2 separate regions of the Homo sapiens genome follow, and region 1 is linked to region 2. A link is an interaction called in ENCODE POLR2A ChIA-PET data of the cell type or tissue named here. Cell type or tissue: PC-9. All regions are shown on one strand. Each heading gives the region's core, and the rest is flanking DNA. Links, peaks and the distances in the headings are about the cores only.

The links. Peaks named below come from ENCODE experiments on the same cell type or tissue, not always from the same donor. Only the 100,000 strongest peaks of a DNase experiment are listed, where the experiment ranks them.
Region 1: POLR2A ChIA-PET joins it to region 2 with 6 read pairs; 17 of 35 experiments call an interaction of 5 or more read pairs at or near these places.

What each region holds. Positions count from the first base shown.
Region 1 is chr4:25,238,200-25,243,576 of GRCh38, forward strand. The region is part of intron 1 of PI4K2B (phosphatidylinositol 4-kinase type 2 beta); the gene reads left to right. Among named protein-coding and RNA genes, the nearest start is that of PI4K2B, 6.9 kb to the left of the region's middle. In PC-9, for the core only: no CTCF peak of the experiment used is centred there; no DNase peak of the experiment used is centred there.
Region 2 is chr4:25,170,398-25,175,774 of GRCh38, forward strand. All of the region lies in intron 1 of SEPSECS-DT (SEPSECS divergent transcript), which reads left to right. Among named protein-coding and RNA genes, the nearest start is that of SEPSECS-DT, 12 kb to the left of the region's middle. In PC-9, for the core only: no CTCF peak of the experiment used is centred there; DNase peaks (open chromatin) are centred at 3,314 and 4,464; H3K27ac peaks cover 2,145 bases.

The sequences.
Region 1 (5,377 bases), core at 286-5,285, 68 kb after region 2:
GAAATTACTGAGCAGCTAACTTGAGAGAAACACAATCATGTGGTCTATACAGTTAAAATAAACTGGTTATTTGAACCAAAACAGAACAGACAAAGGGTAGCCTGTCACAGTCTCTTGGTGAATGCTGTATGCTGAACAATATCTGTGATTAAAGTGATTAATTTCATAAAGGTAGTTCTTATAACTTCCCTAAAGTCCATTTCAGCAGAAATGGTTTTAACTACTGGTGCTATTGTGTCCGGAATTGGTGGGTTCTTGGTCTCACTGACTTCAAGAATGAAGCCATGGACCCTCGCGGTTAGTGTTACAGTTCTTAAAGGCGGTGTGTTCGGAGTTTGTTCCTTCTGATGTTCGGATGTGTTCGGAGTTTCTTCCTTCTGGTGGGTTCGTGGTCTCGCTGGCTCAGGAGTGAAGCTGCGACCTTCACGGTGAGAGTTATGGCTCTTAAGCTGGCGCGTCTGGAGTTGTTCATTCCTCCTGGTGGGTTCCTGGTCTCGCTGGCTTCAGGAGTGAAGCTGCAGACCTTTGCGGTGAGTGTTACAGCTCATAAAGGCAGTGTGGACCCAAAGAGTGAGCAGCAGCAAGATTTATTGCAAAGAGCGAAAGAACAAAGCTTCCACAGTGTGGAAGGGGACCTGAGCAGGTTGCCACTGCTGGTTCGGGCAGCCTGCTTTTATTCCCTTATCTGGCCCCACCCACATCCTGCTGATTGGTCCATTTTACAGAGCACTGATTGGTCTGTTTTACAGAGAGCTGATTGGTCCATTTTGACAGGGTGCTGATTGGTGCGTTTACAATCCCTGAGCTAGACACAAAAGTTCTCCAAGTCCCCACTAGATTAGCTAGATACAGAGCACTGATTGGTGCATTTACAAACCTTGAGCTAGATACAGAGTGCTGATTGGTGTATTTACAATCCCTTAGCTAGACATAAAGGTTCTCTAAGTCCCCACTAGACTCAGGAGTCCAGCTGGCTTCACCCAGTGGATCCCACACTGGGGCCACAGGTGGAGCTGCCTGCCAGTCCCGTGCCTTGCGCCCACACTCCTCAGCCCTTGGGTGGTCGATGGGACGGGGCACCATGGAGCAGGGGGTGGCGCTTGTTGGGGAGGCTCGGGCTGTGCAGGATCCCACAGCAGCAGGGGGAGGCTCAGGCATGGCCGGCTGTAGGTCCTGAGCCCTGCCCTACGGGGAGGCAGCTAAGGCCCAGTGAGAAAGCGAGCACGGTGCCGGCCCAGGGGGACCCAGCAGCACCCTCTGCAGCTGCTGGCCTAGGTGCTAAGCCCTTCACTGCCCGGGGCCGGTGGGGCCGGCCAGCCGCTCCGACTGCGGAACCTGCCAAGCCCATGCCCACCCGGAACTCGCGCTGGCCCGCAAGTGCCACACGCAACCCCAGTTCCCGCCCACACCTGTCCCTCCACACCTCCCCACAAGCTGAGGGAGCTGGCTCTGGCCTCAGCTAGTCCAGAAAGGGGCTCCCACAGTGCAGTGGCGGGCTGAAGGGCTCCTCAAGTGCGGCCAGAGTGGGCGCCGAGGCCGAGGAGGCGCCGAGAGTGAGCGAGGGCTGCAAGGGCTACCAGCACACTGTCACCTCTCAATCCCCCCTCTAAACAGGACACCCCAACTGCTGTTGGGAATTTGGCCAATGACTGCTCTAGCTACTTCCTGCTGGATAGGGGCAATGAAGTGGCCCTGCAGTTTTAGTGTCCTCCAGAGGGGAGCTCTCTAGGCCAGTAAAAGTGCCAGCAGGTTGGTCCAGGGGTCCTCAGTAGAATTTGTTAGTTGAACTCATTTGGGGTTCCATTTGTAAGACCATTTGTAGCTTGATGGCCTCGATGCTAGAGGAAACAAATTTGACAAGAAGGTTAAAAATACAGGGTCCAAAGGCAAGTAACAGCAAGATGGCTGCCACAGGACCTAGAAAGGGGAGAAGTCATGTTGCCCAACTCCAGAGGTTGGTATAAGAGTTTGAAAGGCATTGTCTGATTTCAGAAGCCTTTTCCTGTAAACACCAGGTGGCATCTCGTACTGGTTAGTGTAAAAATAACACTCTTCCCCTAAGAAGGTGCAGAGTCCTTTCTCAGCAGCGAAGAGGTCTAGGCCTTGGCGGTTTTGGAGATTCACTGCTGCCAAAGAGTCTATTTGGGATTGTAGAGTAAGGATAGATTTTGTTATTTCTTGCAAACTGTCTGAAAAATCCTTTGAGAGTGTGTGGTAGTAGAATAATGAAGTAGATAAACTGGCTATTCTGGTTCCTGTAGCAGTAGCCATTCCTAACCCTATAAGTAGGGGTATTAATTGTATGGCTCTGCACTAATGGAGTTGAGCTTTGAGGGGTACTGATAGGGTCTGATTTCCTGGGGCAATGGTAATGTTGGGACTTAGAAAGACTAAGGTGCAGGTGCCAGTCCAGTTAGTGGGGAGGCAGATATTGGTCGATGTTCCACATAACAAGAATATGCCTTGGCTGGGTAGACAGAAATTTACCCTGGCTTTTAAAGGAATAGGGTATGCTGTTTTTCTTTACTACTTCCATCTCTCTTTCTTTCTCTTTGATTTCTTTGTCTCTTCCTCTCTTTCTGACTCTCTGACTTTGTGTCTGTCCCTCTTTCTTTCTGACTCCTTCTCTTTGTCACTTTCTCTTTGACTCTCTGTTTCTTCCTCTCTCTGTCTCCTTCTCTTTGTCTCTCTGTTTCTGTCTCTCTGTCTCTTCCTCTCTGTCTCTTTCTTTGACTTCCTGTCTCTTTCCTTCCTACTGGTCTTTCCCTGCCTCTGCCAGCCACTTATGCTGCTGTTCTCCCCTCTTCTTCCCCTTTTTGATGGCTTTGGCAGTGTAAGACTGCCACCCCCTTGGGTTTTTTGCACTGCATGCAATAACTCTATAATTTCCTTGTGGTATTTAGTGGGGGTTCCCCCGGAGGTTAGGAACTCCCTTTCTTTCCACATTGCAGCATGGGCATGTAGGATTAGATAAGCATACATGCTATCTGTATACACATTTATTCTTTTTCCCTTTCCCAGTTCTAAGGCTCTGGTAAGTGCCACTAGTTCTGCTAACTGGACACTGGTCCCTGGGGGAAGAGGCTTACTTTCAAGTATGGTTACATCACTAACTATGGTGTAACCTGCCCTTCGTATCCCATTCTCCACAAATGAACTTCCATCGGTATATAGGTTAAGGTCAGGATTAGTTAAGGGGACTTCTAAGAGATCATCTTGGGTGGCATAAATCTGGACTATAATTTGTTGGCAGTCATGCTCGATTGGTTCCCCATCCTCTGGGAGAAAAGTGGCAGGGTTGAGGGCCATGCATGTGCGTATTTGAAGCACTGGTCCCTCAAGGAGTAGCACCTGGTATCTAAGTAGGCGGTTGTCTGATAGCCATAAACTTCCTTTGGCACCTAGTATGCCATTTACATCATGAGTAGTCCAGACAGTGAGATCCTTTCCTTGTATGATTTTGATAGTTTCTGACACCAAGACGGCCACTGCTGCAACTACACTTAAACAGTGAGGCCAGCCTTTTGCTACTACATCAGTTTCCTTACTTAGGTATGCCACTGGTTGTGGGGTTGTCCCAGGAGTCTGAGTAAGGACTCCAAGAGCTATCTCGGCTCCCTCTGTGACGTATAAAGAGAAGTTTTGTCCTGTGGGAAGGCTTAAAGCTGGAGCTTGTACTAGGGCCTGCTTTAAGGTTTTGAAGGCTGTTTCTGCCTCTGGTTCCCATTCTACTAGATGAGTATTTGCCCTCTGGGTTTCCTTGTTTAGAGTATAGAGGGGCCTGGCTATCTCGCTGTATCCAGGGATGCATAGTCAGCAAAAGCCGGTAATTCCAAGGAACCCACTTAACTGTTTTAATGTCTTAGGGTGAGGATAAGCCAGTATAGGCTGTATTCGTTCCTTGCTGAGGGCCCTGGTCCCTCTGGCTAAGATTAGGCCTAGATATTTGACCTGCTGTAGGCAAAGCTGGGCCTTCGACCTAGACACCTTGTACCCTTGATTAGCTAGAAAGTTCAAGAGATCTAGAGTAGCCTGCTGGCATGAGGCTTCCAAACTGGCAGCCAAAAGTAAATCATCCACATATTGAAGGACCAGAGTGCCTGGACTTGAGAAGTGGCCTAGACCTTGGGCCAGTGCCTGACTAAACAGATGAGGGCTATCCCTAAACCCCTGGGGCAAGACCTTCCACGTAAGTTGGGACTTGTGGTCTGTGGGATCCTCAAAGGCAAAGAGGAACTGGGAGTCAGAGTGCAGGGGAATACAGAAGAAGGCATACTTGAGGTCCAGAACCGTGAACCATTCTGCTTCCTCCGGTATTTGAGAGAGCAGGGTATTGGGGTTGGGTACCACTGGATATAGAGGAATTACTGCCTCATTGATGAGTCTAAGATCTTGCACTAGTCTCCACTGACCATTCAGTTTTTGTACTCCCAGAATTGGGGTGTTGCAGGGACTGCTGCATTTCCTTACTAAGCCTTGAGCTTTCAAATGTTTAACAATATTCTGTAATCCTTTATGAGTTTTAGGCCTTACCAGATATTGCCTTTGGTAAGGAAAAGTGGTGGGATCTTTTAACCTGATTTGGACTGGCTGGGCATTTTTTGCCCTTCGAAAGTGTCCTTCCAATGCCCAGACTTCAGGGTTGATTCCCTCCTCAAGTAGGGGACAACAAATGGGTAACTTGTTCCCTATATTCATGCAGATAACAGCTCCAGCCTTGGCTAATATATCCCTCCCTAATAAGGGTGTGGGACTTTCAGGCATAACAAGAAATGCATGTGAAAAGAGCAAAGTCTCCCAATTACAACTGAGGAGGTGGGAGAAATACCTGGTTACAGGCTGTCCCAGGATTCCTCAGATGGTAGTGGACCTTGAGGACAGTCGTCCAGGACAGGAGATTAACACTGAGAAGGCCGCGCCCGTGTCCAGGATGAAGTCAATTTCCTGGCCCTCAATAGTTAAACATACCCAGGGCTCAGTGAGGGTGATGACATGAGCTGGCGCTTGCCCCGGGCACCCTCAGTCCTGTTGTTGGATCATCTGGTTGGGGGCTTCTGACCCAGGGAACCTTCGTCCTCTGGGGCAGTGCACCTTCCAGTGATTGCTTCGGCATAGTGGACATGGATGAGGGGGCAGCTTGTTTCTCATTGGACAATCTTTTTTAAAGCATCCTAGTAAACCACACTGATAACAAGCCCTACCGGGTGATTGGCCTGCTCCATTTTCTGTCCTCTCTGAACCACCAAGGTTTGTTTGTCTGAGGGCCATGACTAAGGCTGCGGCCTTTCTCTGATCTTGCTTTTCCTTTTGGGCCCGTTCCTTTTGGTCCCTATTATAGAACACCGAGGTTGCCAGGTTTAATAATGCCTCTAGATTT
Region 2 (5,377 bases), core at 307-5,306:
TCCTTGCACACTGGAAATACACCAGCCTTTTCTTTTCCCACCTCACACCTTCCCACATGCTGTGCCTTCTGCCCCAAATGTTCTCTTCATTTTGCGTGGCAGCTTTTTCCTTTTCCTTCAGTGTAAATGTCACCTCCTCTGAGAAGCCTTCCCTTTCCATTTTGTCTAAGTAAGAACCTAGTTTTGAGGAAAAGCCCTATATATTCACTTTAATTTTTTTTTTTTTTTTTGAGACAGAGTCTTACTCTGACACTCAGGCTGGATGGTAGTGGTACGATCTCAGCTTGCTGCAATCTCCGTCTCCCGGGTTCGAGCGATTCTCCTGCCTCAGCCTCCCGAATAGTTGGGATTACAGGTGTCCGCCACCACGCCAGGGTAATTTTTGTATACTTAGTAGAGATGGGGTTTCACCGTGTTGGTCAGGCTGGTCTCGAACTCCTACTTCAGGTGATACTCCTGCTTCGGCCTCCCAAAGTGCTGGGATTACAAGCGTGAGCCACCACACCTGGCACCCACTTTAAATTATTGTATGAGTTGATCGCTTGTATAATATCTGGATTGGAAGCGTCTGGAAGACGGGAACCCTATTTATTCACCTACTCTTCTGAGCACTTAGCATAGTGCCTGGCACATAGTAAGCATTCACAGTTTTGGATGGATAAATGATAACAATGGATTCCAAGGGTTGCTTTTCTTTTGGTGGTTACTGAATGAACCCAGATGTGGAGACAGGAGAGAGAGTAGGGACCAGTGACAAATAGGCGACACCTCATATTTTGAGAGTATTTTAAATTGAAAAGGAGACGTTTTCTAATGGTGGATACAAATAGGCAAATAATGACCACATTGCTTTACCATTCCATCCGCGTATGTTTTACAATGTTTAGGGTAGAGGAAACGACAAGTCTCTTAAGAGGCATGGCAGGATCTGACTGTCATCAACCTCATTAATGAGGCCTCTTAAACAACTTGAAGCGGAATAATTTCCCTAAAAAAGCCGCTTCAAAGAGCAGTTGGAAGTGGAGAGTGAGGGAGTAATAGAATCAGTAACTAGGTTGCTGAGAGAAGTCTCCTGTGATTAGAAAAAGAAAAAAATGTAGTAATTACATTCTGTGGAGACTAAGAGAACTCAGAAACCATGGTCTTGCCTTCATCTTTATTTCTAATGGAGAGAGATGAAATAAAATCTGTGGATGTAGCAGAAGGTCATTTAAGGCCTTCCCTGTGATGAGTAAAGCAATCCTGTCCCCAGAGGGAGGAAAGATACGTAGAGAAAGCTTCCTTCAAACACTAAAACTGCTGAAATAGTTATAATTCCCAGTAAAAGCAGGAGCAAGAGAAAAGCTGCAGGAGATCTGTCGGGAGTCCGTGAACAGGCCTGGAGCCTGGGGCTTTTGCCACTTGAAACAGAGTGAGGGAGAACTTCAGGGGCCTTTGACTTGGAGAGACGGCGGCTGTGGGGAGGATCAAGTACTGGCGGGGAGTGCAGTCTCTGGAATCAGACAAATGGAGTTCCAAGCCTGGCTCCCCTTGTTGCTCCAGCATAGGTTTGTGCAAAATATCCCACACCTCTAGGCTTCAGCTGATTCTTCTATGAAAGGGGTTAATAATAAAGAGGGAAGGCAATGACCACGTGGTAGGGAGGGACTCCCTCTGCCTGCCCTCGCAAATGTGAGGGTTCATGATCACAGCTGATACAGCTAGTCGTAGCCATGGTGGCGAATAGGCCACTTGATCCTAGATGTGTGGAGAGTGTGGACTGGCTCACTTCAACTCCTTCCAACCAACCTTACCAGGGGCTACAAAACGACAAACTATATTCTCTAGGCTCCCTCCCAACTAGCATTCCAGAAACAAATCAAGTTTGGCCATTAGATTATACTCAACTGAGATTTGGAAGGTGGATCTGGTGGAGACCAACTTCCTGTTCCATGACAAGCCTTTGATGTCATTGGCAAACAAGGTAGTAGGAACATGAGGCTTTTCAGCCTTTCTGCATCCATTTTCCAGCCTTCTGCGTGTCTAGAGGCAGCGTGAGGAGCAGCGCTGTAACCAAATGCGGGTCCGGTTGCTTGTTGCCTACAGAGTTCAACAAGAGCAAGGTCTGGTGGAAAGAAAGTGACTTTATTAACCAAAACTAGTAATGGGAAGTGGCTGGATTCCCATCCAAAGTGACCACTTTGAATTTGGGGGGAAAGACAAGGGGCAAGGGATTAAAAAGGGGAAACTTGGTATGGAAGACATGCAAGAATTAGACTGAATACAATGTCTGTGTGTCTCATTCCAGTGGCTGTCTTGGGTCTCAGTCTACCTGGAGCATGGGCTGACATCATCTCCACAATGGCTGGGTTGTTCACTAGCCACCTTGAGATAATCTCTGGAATTTTGCAGCTGGGTCTCCAGGCTTGGTCTGCCCATCTCAAGATTAGCCCCTGGAACTTCTAAGAAGGCACATAATTAGATACTAGCGTACCGTTAGACAAATGTGGAGGGAGTGTATGCGGTGAGAAAGAGAGGGATGTGGAGTTTATTTTTTTGAAGGCTTCTGCAGTTTGCTTCAAGGTTACATCTTGAAACTCATTTTGAAGCCAAGCTGCTTGTTTAGTGTGGCTTCCTGATACGGGAACAGTCTCACAGTTGAAATCAGTAGCCCTAGTGGTGGCCTCAGAGGTAGTAGCTCTTCTGGTGGGTCAGTTCTGCTTTTTTCTGGGAGTCATTTCTGGAAACCTAGTCTAAAGCCCATACCCTTAGACCTTCCAATTATTGTGTAAACAGCCATTCCCTGAATTAAATCCCTTGGAAGTTAAGACATCTTGAGTCATTTCTTTCTCCTGCCCTCAATCTTGACTCTTACACCAGATTTTCGCATTTTTTTCCTTCACAATCCCAACTGTGTAGCACATTTTTATAAGTGAGAATTTTTTTTTTCTAGAAAAAGCATCATTCACTTCACTTGGTTGTGTTACTTTTCCTGAATTATTTACATCAATGGAAAGACTGACCAATCACCCCATTCCTACATAATTAAGCCTGAGGCATTGCCATTCCCTGGTGACAGCTGCACAAACTGCAACTGTAATGCTGGGCAGGGAATAATTAGAGTCAATAGAGCAACTTCACAATCCCAAGCCAATAAAGTGAAGCCTGATACTGATGTTTTAATGGAATATTGAAAATGAAGAGTTGAGAGAAAAGACTTTCTCCAGCATTGTCCAAGAGAGATAGAGCATTGATGACTCAATGAGTCTTCCTGCCAGTTTGGCAGATACAGCCTTTTAGTTGAGAGTGACTCACCATGCCTCAGTGGTGACTGTATTCCTTAAAAATAGCAGCTCCCGTTGCAATGGACTCAAATCCTTTTTGCAAGGAGGCAGGAAATAAACTCACTCTGCAACCTTCTTATTTCAACTTAGTTTCCCTATTGGTCATTCTAACCATCTGACATCTGTGCTGGTGTGGTTGTTACTTCTCTAAATCCATAGACACTAATAAATTAGCATTCTAGTCTTTTTTTTTTTTTTTTAGCTTCTTGTGAGACTGGTTACAATGATTCAGTTCAACAGAGCCTGATTCTCTCTAAGAGAACTGAGAAAAATTTGTGAACCTAAAGATCTGAGTCCAAATCTGAGACCCAAAAACCCATGAACCCTGAGATCTTCTTCTACCCCTAAAGCCTGATTTGCAGTCCAAGCGAGTGGGCAAACACACACTCTCTGGCCAATTCTTCATTATCTGCATGTGGGTCATTTGTAACCATTTATTTTCAATTATAAGACTAGTTGAAAAGGCCGGCCTCTTGAGTTCAAGAGATATGAGTTCAAATCTTGGCTATGCAGCTTCCTAGCTGTGTGATCTTGGACAAGTTACTTCACCTTTCTGTGCTTCACTTTCCTGATCTATAAGGAGTCAATAAGAAAACCCACTTGACATGGAATTAAAAATATATAAAGTAACTAGCATAAATAAATAATAGTGGCCAGGCATGGTGGCCCACATCTGTAAACCCACCACTTTGCAAGGCTGAGGCAGGAGAATCACTTAAGCCCAGGAGTTCAAGACCAGCCTGGGCAACATAGTGAAACTCCATCTCTACAAAAAATAAAAGATTAGCCAGGCGTGTTGACACATCCCTGTAGTCCCAGCTACTCCGGAGGCTGAGCTAGGAGGATCACTGTAGCCCAGGAGTTCAAGGCTGCAGTGAGCCATGATCGCGCCACTGCACTCCAGAACCTGGGCAAAAGAGCACTCCCCTGTCTCAAAAAAAAAAGTGGACTAGGGCTCTGTCCAAAGACAGATAGAAAAAGGGTTCCAGGAGGAGGAAAGTGTAGGAGGAACAGTGTGGTGATAAAAAGAAGCCTGATAGGCCTTTCTGTGACAGGTCTTAAAGGCCATTTTCAACTCAAATAGTCTGATTACAAAAGCAGCCACGAATGCTTCCTGCTCCCAGCATCCACGCCCTTAGGCAATCCTGTCTCACTCTGGACTTGGTCATGCAACTGGCTGTGACCAGCGGGATGGGTGGTAGCAAATGTGATTCAGGTAGAGGCATTCAAAGGGCTTGCACATCTGGGCTGACCCCAAGGATGTGCAGTCATCCCTCTGTATCCATGGGGGATTGGTTCCAGGACCTCCCAAAATCAGTGGACACTCTAGTCTCTTATATAAAATGCTGCAGTGTTTCCATATAACCTATGCGCATCCTTTTGTATCCTTCAAATCATTTCTAGATTACTTATGTTACTTAATACAATGTAAATGCTGTGTAGATAGTTGTTATACTAAATTATGACAAGAAATAATGACAAGAGAAAAATCTATATGGGTTCAGTACAGTCTCAATTTTTTCCTGAGTATTTTCTATCTGCAGTTGGTTAAAACCAGAGATGCGGAGCGCATGGATACGGAGGGCTGACTGCGCTTGGAACATTTCTGTCACCATGTGAACAAGCCTACTCTAGCCAGGTGGATGCTGTGAAACACGTGGCCCAGTCCTCTCCAACATCCCAGTCAACAGCCGGCACTGCCAGAGACATGGCAATCCAGCTCTCTGCAGCTGCCTATAGATTCACACGCAAGCCCAGTCAAGACCAATAGAATGGCCCAGTTGAGCCCTGTTCAAACTGTAACCCATAGAACTGTGACCAAAATAAATGGTAGTCATTTTAAGCCATTACATTTTGGGATGGGTTGTGAAAGAAGTAAAAGCTTGCTGAAAATTGGGGGGTGAGCATGAGAAGTGGGGGCAGATGAGTGACATAGGCAGGTATGAAATGCTATCCAGATCGATGTGCATTTAGGAAACTGGAGCATTCTAAATATTTGATTGAGCAAAATAACTATTTGCATAAATTTGCTTCAAGATAAATAGGTCGAGCTC